2 separate regions of the Mus musculus genome follow, and region 1 is linked to region 2. The links are chromatin loops, found by intact Hi-C in ENCODE. Cell type or tissue: gastrocnemius. All regions are shown on one strand. Each heading gives the region's core, and the rest is flanking DNA. Links, peaks and the distances in the headings are about the cores only.

Evidence for each region. Peaks named below come from ENCODE experiments on the same cell type or tissue, not always from the same donor. Only the 100,000 strongest peaks of a DNase experiment are listed, where the experiment ranks them.
Region 1: it touches region 2 in a loop (4-fold over the local background); 15 of 42 quality-filtered maps call a loop at or near these places.

The regions. Positions count from the first base shown.
Region 1 is chr13:31,621,557-31,626,929 of GRCm38, reverse strand. It overlaps Foxf2 (forkhead box F2), which reads right to left and starts at 1,114. Exons shown (of 2, transcript NM_010225.2): 1 at 1-1,114. The coding sequence starts at 850. In gastrocnemius, for the core only: no CTCF peak of the experiment used is centred there; DNase peaks (open chromatin) are centred at 1,118, 1,355, 1,754, 2,574 and 3 more places; H3K4me3 peaks cover 1,711 bases.
Region 2 is chr13:31,205,161-31,210,533 of GRCm38, reverse strand. No RefSeq gene overlaps it. Among named protein-coding and RNA genes, the nearest start is that of 4930401O12Rik, 33 kb to the left of the region's middle. In gastrocnemius, for the core only: a CTCF peak has its summit at 2,676 (motif pointing left); a DNase peak (open chromatin) is centred at 2,642.

The sequences.
Region 1 (5,373 bases), core at 210-5,209, 420 kb before region 2:
AGGTGGAGCCCGGGTTGGGCGACATGTGGGGGACGTGGTGGTGGTGGAGGTGGTGTGGATGCGCGTGGCCCGGAGCACCCGCCCCTGTATCATAGCCCGCGGGCATCATGTCGAGGCCACCATAACCGCCTTGACCGTGGCAACCCAGAGGCGCCGACGGGGGCGCTTGGAAGTCGAAGCCCTGGGGCAGCAGCGAGGCCCCGAAGCCCAAGCCGCTCACCACGCGATGGTACATGGGTTTGAGAGCCTGGCACTTCCGCCTGAAGCCGCGCGGCCGGCGGCGGAACGAACCCTCCTCAAACATGAATTCGCTGGCCGGGTCGATGGTCCAGTAGTGGCCCTTACCAGGTCTCCCGAGGCCCTTGGGCAGCTTGATGAAGCACTCGTTGAGCGAGAGGTTGTGGCGCACGGAGTTCTTCCAGCCCTGGTAGGCGCCACGGAAAAAGGGGAAGCGCGCCTGTAGGAACTGGTAGATCTCACTGAGCGTCAGGCGCTTGCTGGGCGAGCTCTGGATGGCCATGACGATGAGCGCGATGTACGAGTAAGGAGGCTTCTCCGGCCGCCGCAGCCCCGAGGTTGCCTTCTTGGTGCCTCCACTCCCGGCGCCCGCGCCGCCGCTGCTAGCCGCACTCTTGCAAGCACCGGCCGAGGCGCTGACGGAGTTAGAAGAGGACGAGGCACAGGAGGCAGAGGATGATGATGACGACGACGAAGTGGACTCCAGGGTGGCGGCGGGTGGCGGGCTCATCAAGGCGGCCTGGAGCGCGCCGGGCGCCGGGCTGCACGCGCGGCGGAGTGGGGCAGGCGGCGGGCGCGGCGGGGGTGGCGGAGGCCCGCCCTCGGTGCTCATCTGGGAATCGGGAACGAGGCCGGGCCTGGGGGGCGGACCCCGGACCGGGATCGGCGGCGCCGGAGCCGGGTCGGTCCACAAATCGGGCGAGTGCCCTACTGCGCCGGCCGCGCTGCAGCCCGGGCCACTGCGGGCCAGCGCTTCGGCGTCGCCTCCCTCAGCTCCTCTGGGGCTTCGGGCGGCGGCGGCGGCGGCGGGTCGGAGGCAACGCCCCGCGCATCCCTCTTCCGAGCCTCCGGCCGGCTCCTTGCGCAACCGTCTCCTAAGCCACTGAGGCGACGCTGCCCAGAGCTGGACAGCTGCGCCCTCGAGCCAAGACCTCAGCCCGGACCCCGGGGACTAGCCCGTCGTCTTCTTTCAGGAGTGCTCTTCTCTCTGTCTCTTGGACTTCCTCCCTGGCGCGCCCTCCCCGCGGCAGCTTCGCTCCCTCCCTCCCTCGCTCCCTCCCTCCACCCCACCCCGCCCTGCCCCCTCCTTGCTCCGCGCCGCCCGCCACGGGGAGGGCGCACAGGGCTCGCGTCACTCCTCCCCCTCTGGACCTGGCGGCGGGCTCCTGCTCTTATCGCCTCCCGGACTCTCCGGGGTCCTGCTGGCACTACTAATTCCTCTCGGGGCTCTTTCCCTTTCCCAGTCTGTCCTCTTCAAAGCCGCAGATACACCCGCATTCAGCAGGGAGAACTCCCAACCTTGGCCAGACTCGATTACTCCTAACTTCAGCAATTCATTCTCTGTTCCTTCCAGCAGCCCGTATCCTATCCCAGAAGTGCCCCCAACCTAGCGATCCGTGCCCGGACACACCCTGCCCCTCCTCCACCCCCGCCGGACCCTGTGGGGGCTGAGTCTTGGGGAGACTGTGCCCTGGAAGAGCTTCCTTAGCCACGGTCCCCAGTGCCCGAACTGACACCATCTGTCAACTTCATTTAGGCAGTGCTGCCCTCAGCCACACGCCAGGGTGCCAGACGTCCCAAGGTAACGTGCCAACTCCGGGTCTCTCTCTCTCTCTCTCTCTCTCTCTCTCTCTCTCTCTCTCTCTCTCTGGCTGGACATGCAGGCTTCTGAGAGGTCACAGCAGAGGGCAAACACTGGACGCCCTTGAGCTGTGCCCGGGGCAGTTATGAACAGATTGTCAGCTGAGCAAGGGGTTTGGGTGGAGAAACCTGGGGCCACCTCTTAGACACTCTTTTGAGTCGAATGGATTCGGTTTTTTATTTGCTTCCATTTTCCACTGACTTGTCATTTCCACTTCATGCTGAGAGAGAGCAAGAGAGACCCTGAGTAAGGAGATAGTTGTATTTATTATCAACAAGGAAGGTCTGCACAGCTGCCAGTGGGTTTACAGCGTCTGTCTTCCGGTGCACCCCCCCCCCACTCCCTATGTTCCGTGGCCCAGCTCCCTCCATTCGAGAACACTCCTCCAGTTGTGGCTTATTCCTCTAAGTAAGAGTCGGCTCAGAGAGAGATGGCCCTCGGGAGAAATCATTCCAATGAGACCCGACAGTTAGTTATTGGATTACACGTGCGGGGAAATGTAGTCTGACCCCGGACAGGGGCTGCAAAGCGAGTTGCAAGCTGAAGGAGGCCTGACCACACCAGGGCTGGTGGCCTGGCCCAGAGGGAAGGAGATGCCCATCAGAGTAGCAAATGGTAGGCACAGCACTGCGCCAGCCCTGAGAGGACTGGGTTTGTGTTGTGTACGCAGAAAGCCTGGGAAGATGGGAGACAAGGCAGAGAGGAGAGTGCAGGGCCCAGTAAAGATGCTACAAAGAGCCTGGTTGAGCAAGTGGGGTCTGGCCTCCTGGGGGTGGGGGAGCCTGCACCAGCTCTGTGCCCTAGTGCATGGGGACTGCCCCTGATGGAGACTGTTGGTGGGTCTGAGGAACAGAGGAAAGGGCGGGTGCAGGGGGGGGGGGAGGGGGCTGGCCCCAGACAGTGACCTGGAGTTGAGTGGAAGCAGGCTTTTTCCATCAAACCCTGCCTGGATACCACACACAGAGCCCGAGTGTCAGTTTACTGCCCTGAGCCCGGCTCCTTTTCCCTAAGCTCCACAGTAATTAGACAAAGAAAACCTAAATTAGCTGAACAGGCGTCGACAGCTTCCTCCAGAGCACCCCTGGTACCTACATGGGAATGTGTCCGAAAATGGCCCGATTGTAGCCCAGAGTCAGCTAAGAAAACACCGCTGAGCAGAACTGAGTGGACCTCTCATTTTCAAGAGAGGAAAAGAAAAAAGAAAAAAAAAAAGAAAGAAACAAGTCGCTCTTTTCCGGAAGGGATGTTTTGCTTGGGTTGGGGGGGGGGGGGTTGATGTTTCGACTTTCTAAGAATTTCTTTTTGACTGACTAGTGAACATTTGGGGGACAAGTCCCCATTTATTTCATGCTGATCCCCGCCTTCCCTTTGTCATCTTGCCTGGTCTAATTTTTTTTTATGAGACTTAATATGGAAGCAAATATGTGCTCAATAAACCAAAGTTCTACGTGTCTGAAAAGAATTGCTTAGATGAGGTGGAACTTGGGTGAGGATAGGAAATGGCCCAAAGGAGCTTTGTGGGCAGACTTCGGTGTTGGTAAAAGTGTTTTCAAGTGAGTGTGTATGGAAGTGGGGAAAACATTGGTTCTGGAAGAAGAGTGGGGAGGAGGGGAGGCATGCTGTTTTGTAGGCAGGCTACACGTTTGAGAAACTTGTATGAAGTCAGTATTGTGGTCAGCCAGCTCTCCACCTGTTCTGTTTCCTGCACCCGGGGACTCTACGACTCTCACTCCCGCATGGTACTTGCTTTTAAATACTGGCCTTAAAAGTTTTAGGTCTGAAGAGAATGAAGGCACTAAGCCTTTTACAACCAAGGCAAGGTTTGATAACCTTCCACATCATTAGCTCTCAGTTTGGGAGCCACTGAGTTCTTTTCTAAGGGGTACCTGAGATTTTTACAAGGTTTTTCTTTTTTTTTTAATTTCTACGTATTTTTAATCTCTGTTATAAAAGGTTTTAAACGAGTCCTTTTATCATCCAGGTATTGATCACATGTTACTAAGATTCTCTGAATTTGTAAGAAATGACTCTTGTAGTCTGCAGTAGACAAGGCAAAGTATGCAAACTTGAAGCCTTTGTTCTAGTATACCGGTCCCCACCACCTCCACCCCCAACCCCCACACCTGCCCCAACTCCAGAAAGACAGGGAGCTTCGTGGTGAGCTCTTGGGCAGGAAGAGATCTCCAAAACTTGTTCTTGTTCTTGGGGATCCCATGTTCAATGGTTCTTTGAGGCTGCCCAGGGGCAAGTGATCTAGCTGGCTTAGGAATGGGAGTGGGGCTAGGACTCCAAATTCAATGTTCTTTTCTTTTTATTGCAGCTCAACCTTTGTGTTTTAGTCATAGATGTGTCCAAATCTGTCTGGAAAGAACACAGCTGATTGAGAATTAGGTCAAATTCTTACTCCCGGCAAGAGTATCCGTTTCTGGTGGGCAGGCTTTTGCTTATTTGTTTACTTGTGTTGCGATGCAGATTGAGACAAACAAGGGAGGCTCTCTACCTGAGTCCCAGCCCCCTCCCAGCCATGGTTAAAATGGAAGTCTCCTTGCTGATTTGTTTAGATTGGTCCCACTCTCTAGGAGGTCCCTTCTTCTGGTGTGAGCCCTCTCCTACTGATTTTAGTCCCTATAAACAACAACAACAACAAAAAACCTTGATTTTTTTTTAAATGAAGAAGTACAGGTATGGTTCATTAAATGATTCTAGATCAGCTTACGGGCTTGTTTAACAATAACAAAAAAAGACAAAGAAAAAGTAAAGAAGGAAAAAGAAAAAAGAAAAAAGAAAAAGAAGAGAAAAGCCACACAGCTCAGAACTGTTCTCATCCCATCGATATTGGGTTGGTCAACTGTTTCCATCTGGGCTGTGGGCACCCTTCCTCCTCCAAACCCATAGAGTACCACCCTTACCCCTTAGCAAGGGAATGTAAACTAGCAAAAATTGGATTGCTCTGATTTTGTTCTGCAGTCCATACTTTATTCTAGGAAATCGCTCCATTGTTGTGGTTTAAATCTTTTCTTAGCATGCTTCCTTTGTTTCGTGGGTTTTACATGAACTGGCTTAGACTAAACCAGTAAGGATGGCAGAGACCCATCTACACTAGGCGTATTTAAGGGTATTCAGGACGGGTCTTGGGTGAGCTGGCATGCTCTGTACCTTTCTCTTCCTTTAGCCTGAGCCTGGGTCGGAAGAACTCATCATTTTAACCACGTGTTTAGATCCGTGCTTAGGTTTTTGAGCGCCCACGATGCCTTTCAATAATTGCTTGTGGCACAGGGTTTGGGTTTCCTTGGGTAGTCTTTGCCTGCTGCTACCACAGGCCAGACCTTTCAGAATTGGTCAGTGGCAACGTTGAGCTTTGTGGCCGTAGGTGATTGCTCCACCAGCAGGGATTGGAGAGAGGAACTTAATCTGGAAGGCATAGCTAATAATTTTAAACCTCGTTTTACAGTCTGCTCTCTTTCCTTGGCCAAGAACTTCTATACTCCTTCTAT
Region 2 (5,373 bases), core at 190-5,189:
CAATTACAAATCTGACAAGTTACCTATGCCTTTAAAGCCCCAAAATAATTGTCACAACTATGACCTCAGGAGAGCCAGGAATGTGGAAATTTCAAATAAGGAACCTTCCAGGGATACATGTTACCAAGAAAACTCAGGGTAAGCCAGTCAACTGGCAAGGTCTTCTATATCCAATCCAGGCTAGTGTGTCTTCTTGAGGGAACCCACAGATGTAGTTCCTGCAAGGTCACTCAATTTGGAGGCACTAGTGCACACACAACAGCAACCCGAACCATTTGAGCCCCTTCTAGAACTTTTGCACCAAAGAATTAGCTTGTCTATCAACACAAAGGAATTACACAGAAGTAAGAGAGCCTTGACATCTATTGAGTCCCCTTCCCAATGTCTAATGGCGTAACAGATGGGTCCCAAAGCAGTAGAGTCAGGTGTATTGCCCAAGTGGAATGTGCGGAGGAGAAGAAGTCCAGTCTGCCCCCACCCCCATGGGCTGGCACGTGACATCATTCAGGGCTCAGGTAGACATTCTGCCTTGGAATTTTAAATGCCAGATTCTACTCACCCACCTGTCATTGTGCATGTATTTTTAATTTGTACTTAGAACTTTGTTCTTTCAAAAGTACACATGAAAAACAATGGCTTCAAGACAAGATAGCCATAAAATAGTATCTGTGGCCTCTATCTGTGGTTTATTGTCCAGACAGTGGAAGTTAAAGAATAAAGAACAAAAGAAAGGCTGAGGACAAGTCAATGGCAGACCCCTTATCTTAGCTAGCCTGTGCAAGACTGGTGTTTGATCAGTCTTCCTTGGAATCACAAGGAAGAGATGAAGGGCTAAAGGAAGAGAAGTAGAGAGGAAGGGAATAAAAAGAAATGGTAGAGGGAGAGCAGAAAGGGAAAAGGAAAAGGGGGAAGGAGGAGGAAAAGGAATGCTAAAGCTGCTGCTTTGGGTCAAGGAATGAGGCCCATTTCTGTGGGTCCATGCAATCAAGGGCATTAAGGCTCTATGAAGGGCATCTATGTTTATAAAGCTCCAGCTCTGGTGGGCACCAGGATTGTTCACTACATAGTGGTAAGGAAGGCAGTGGCAGTCAGCAGCTTTACTCTTCAGTGAACACTTATGCTTTTACTTATAATGAATTCTACTGGACAGGTCTATGACTAGGCACAATACTATTGCAACCAGCAATGCAGACTCTGGCTTTGTTTAGAGTAGCCTGTGTGATAAGAGCTGTTGTGGAGCCAAAGGAGCCACGGCCATTGATAAGCTGGTGAAAGGGCTTTGATTCATTCAGAGCTGTAGATCCAGAGGCTGACAATGCTCCCATCCTCCCATATCCCTGAAGCTACTATGTGGCTTCCTGATTGTGTGGCTTCCTAAGGTTTCACTGTTGAAAGTTTCCAGAGTCTGGCCTAGGAAAAGCACAGACGAAGTGGACCCGTGGGTCCAAGATTGTCCAGATGGAAATGCAGGAAGCCATACAAGAGTCTGATGGTGGGGGAAAGTCATGGCATTGAGCATCAGGACCAATATTCTGGCTTTGGGATCTACAGCCTAGTTGTGAGGTTTCAGGTGACTTAGTTTGTTTTCTCAAACTGTATCTGTTTCCCAAGTATCTATGTGCTCTTACTTAGGAAGCTAGATGGTCCCTCTGGTCCTAGGAGGAGCCTCGGTGGGGAACAGGAACCAGGCCACTACTCTCAGTAAAGCTCTGCAGTAACAGAGAACACAGCGATAACAGAAGCTGGGAGAATAAGAAAACATGTAGAAACTGTCCTGGGGTTTTTCCAGTACATTCATCAGCTAAAAAAATAAAAATAAAAAATAGATTTAATCTTTCCTAATTAGAGTAAATATTTGAATCAGAGTGGACAGAAGGGTCCCACGCATAGAAAGGAGTTTACGCAGTTCCCAACTCATGCAAACATTCCATGAGCTATTGAATATACTTACTGAAGAACAGGTCTATGAAGTGAGAGCCTATTACAACTTTTTTTTTCCATAAGGAAAACTTGTAGTGAGTCCTAGAGTGGCCCGCACTTGGGTTCTACTTTGAAGCCCCAGCTTAGTCCTTGCCTGTCTGAGTGACATGAAATTAGATGCTAAAAAATTGAATTATTATTTATTGGTTCACATGTTTCCTTCTCACCTATGTTTCAACCCAGAGGATACTTGTTTATATTTCTGTTCCCCGGTTATGATACACATTCCAATCAGGCGTTCAGGAAATGTTTTACAAATAAAATATCTAAGGGGAGGGGGTAAACCAAAGTTTCATGAGCTTAGTGAATTAAAGAGGTTGGGGTAGCTTATAACATGGAGGTGACAACTCTGCAGTCTGAAACACATTAAAAGTAAGAGTCTTAAAAATCACCCCATTTCCAGCAAGACAGGCTCTGAGATAGTAGAGCCTGCTTCTTCCCTTTAGGTCCCCAGTGAGGCTCTGTGATATCAGAGATAACTACGTCAGAGCAGTCTGGAAGAAAGGGAAAATAACAACTTGGCATGCAGAAACCGCCTGGTTTTTTTCCAACTCGTTCATCAGTAAAAATCTCTCCCCATTCCTAGGCTGGAGTAAAGTGATGAAACCAAGTCTTAAGTCACCCAGGTCTCTCTCTGTTCCTGGAGAGAAGCCAGAGGAGGGAGCAGCAGCCAGAGCTCAAGACACTGCTGTCCTCTTGTGGCCTGCCAGATGCTGTGCTCTCAAATCCACTCAAGAAACCAGAAGCCGCCGGCCTCCCTGGAGCCCAGAAAGCTGCCTTAGAAATGGGGCTTCAAAAAAAAAAAAGAAAAAGAAAAAGAAATGGGGCTTCTTTTCCCAAAGGGCTGAGAGTGAAGAATATCTATGCATGGAACACTGCCCAGCAGGTATTTCTTGCCCAGACTGGGCACGGGTGGATGGAAAGAACCGTTCCTGAGAAGGAAGGCGGCTGCATCTTTGAGTGGAATTTCCCCACCTCTTAGTGCTAGTAGAACTAGCACTAAGTTCAGTCCTTTTGCACAGCACAGTGTATACTGGTGTATTCACTAGGGAGTAATGGGCATTGTTGGTCAGTGAACAAGCTAGAGAAAATAGTGTGTCTCACCTTAACATCTCATGGAATAGAAACAAGTAGCTGAACCAGTCTAGATCCAAACTTCCTTCTTCTAAACTCAGAACTACAGAGCAGCTAATAGTCTACCCTGTCTGACTGTGAGTCCCTTATACTGAGTTTAATAAAGATGTACTTATTTTGTCATGCATTCACTTAACAAACAGCATCAAGTACCAATCATATGCAGGTTGCCTCAGGGACTCATCATATAGGACCACCCTGCACTCTTAGAGTTAGGGCTTGTGTTGTTAGATATCAGAGTTGGGACCCATCTTTCAATATGAAATTCATTCATGTGTCACAGCCCGAGGTAATTTATATAACATTTCCAATGTGCCCGTGTCTGACAGTCATCTATCACTTGAGGTAAAGTATGGAATTTTCCATTTGTGTCATCTTAGTGATGCTAATTTCTAGTTTCAAAAACTCCAGTTGGGGAGTTTCTTGTAATGAGTGCTGCGCACAGAGCAAGCTAAATGTTCTGCATTTTCTAATCCAGGGAGCAAGCTTACTTGCCTAACTCTGGGTCTAACAGCAAAGTCTTTTGTGCCACAGAGAACTCCTTGCTTCAAGGTCCTGTCTGCCTGGCAAGCAGCTCATGAAGGATAGATCCAACAAACACGCTGATGCTCTCCATGCCATAAGAACCCCATTTGAAGACTCCACAAGAATATGTAAAAAGTAGAATCAGTAGGAGAAATACATGAGATTTTCAAAGAACTGTAAGAATATCCAGAAAGATCATAGATACAATCATATGTTTGTATAGACCAGAGGCCTGGACCCCACCCCTAGGGTAGCACAGGGAACTGCAGGTGTTCCCTACCCACCAGTCGCTGCCCATCAGGGAGACACTCCCATGAACCTAAAGTTAGGGGACAATCTATTTGAAAGGCACCATTCAAAGGCAGCGCTGTGTGATGTCCTGAAGGAAGTCACTGGGTACAGAAAAGGTGACTCACGGGCAGATCTGAGAGGCCTATGGGTTATTTTGTCTACACCGAGGGAAGGTTACAATAAGCTGATGTCATTGTGACGGGCATAGTCTGTTTCCTTCTGAAAGAATTCATTTCCAGCAGCAGGGGGTATGTGTTAGATCTTTGTTTACCTTGCAGTGCAATTCCCAGCATTGCCCAGGGAGTTTTGATTTGCCAGCTTTTGTGAAGTAATCCTGAAGGGTAAGAATTCTGTTTCCCTTCCTGATACAAGAAGCCTTTCTTTACTAATTCATGAGAGGAAAAACTATTATCTCCTTATGAATTCTTTTCTGTATACTTCCAAATGAACCCAAAAGAGGAGGGACTGTGGTGCTTTCAATAACAGAAGTCAGTGCTGGTCTCATTTTTAAGATAGTCCACAAAAGGCAAGCATAGCAATAAGATGCCAGGCAACTTGTTCTGAAGAAGTGCTCTGATTTACCCAAGCTGTGTGGTAACTATACAGCAACCAATGAGATATAAATAATTAAGTAAGTAAATAAATAAATAAAGAGTGACACAGACGTGACTTGTGGTGCATGTGTGGAGCTCTTATTGAAAAGCAATAAGCATATAACAGATAGGTATATGACTAGAAATAAAAATAGTGCCATGATTTTTGATCATTTTGATTCTGGATAAATAGGAGCTGATTCTAACCATAATAGATAACTCATCAAATATAGTTCATGTCATTGAGATGTTCTTGAATATAGAATGTAGCTCAGATATATTCGATGTAGATTAGATTAAATATAGTTAATGTAATGTTGTAATAACAGTGACTTAGAAGTAAAAACAGTCAGGCACGGCCACACACTCTTGTGATACCAGCATTTAGGCAGCTGGGCAGGGAGAGTCAGGAAGTTCAAGTGCAGTCAGACTACATAGCAAGAGCTGTGTCAAAAGCCAGCAAATACATAAAAATGAAAGAGATGGGTTTTAAAGTGCAGGAGCTTATGACGGAGAGAATCCTTTCTCCGTCTGTCTTGGTGGTGAGATTTGTCCGTTCTACCACAGCGGCACTGTATTCATTATTAGAATCCTGAATTTCTCAGAATCAACTCTGCATTTCAGCTTTCTTATTGAGAAACAATTAATTGGCCTGGAAGCAACTGTGAATCACCTATTATCCATTATCCTGTTGCTTAGCAAAACCCCAATTTCCTTTCTCATCCTCTCTTGCAGTGCACAGTGAGCATTTGGGTGTTTGTGGGCAAGCGGATCTAAACAGAAAAGCTCTTGTGAAGTGGACAGACGTATCTAAGTTATCCCATGTACTATCAATATCATCCCTTCCATG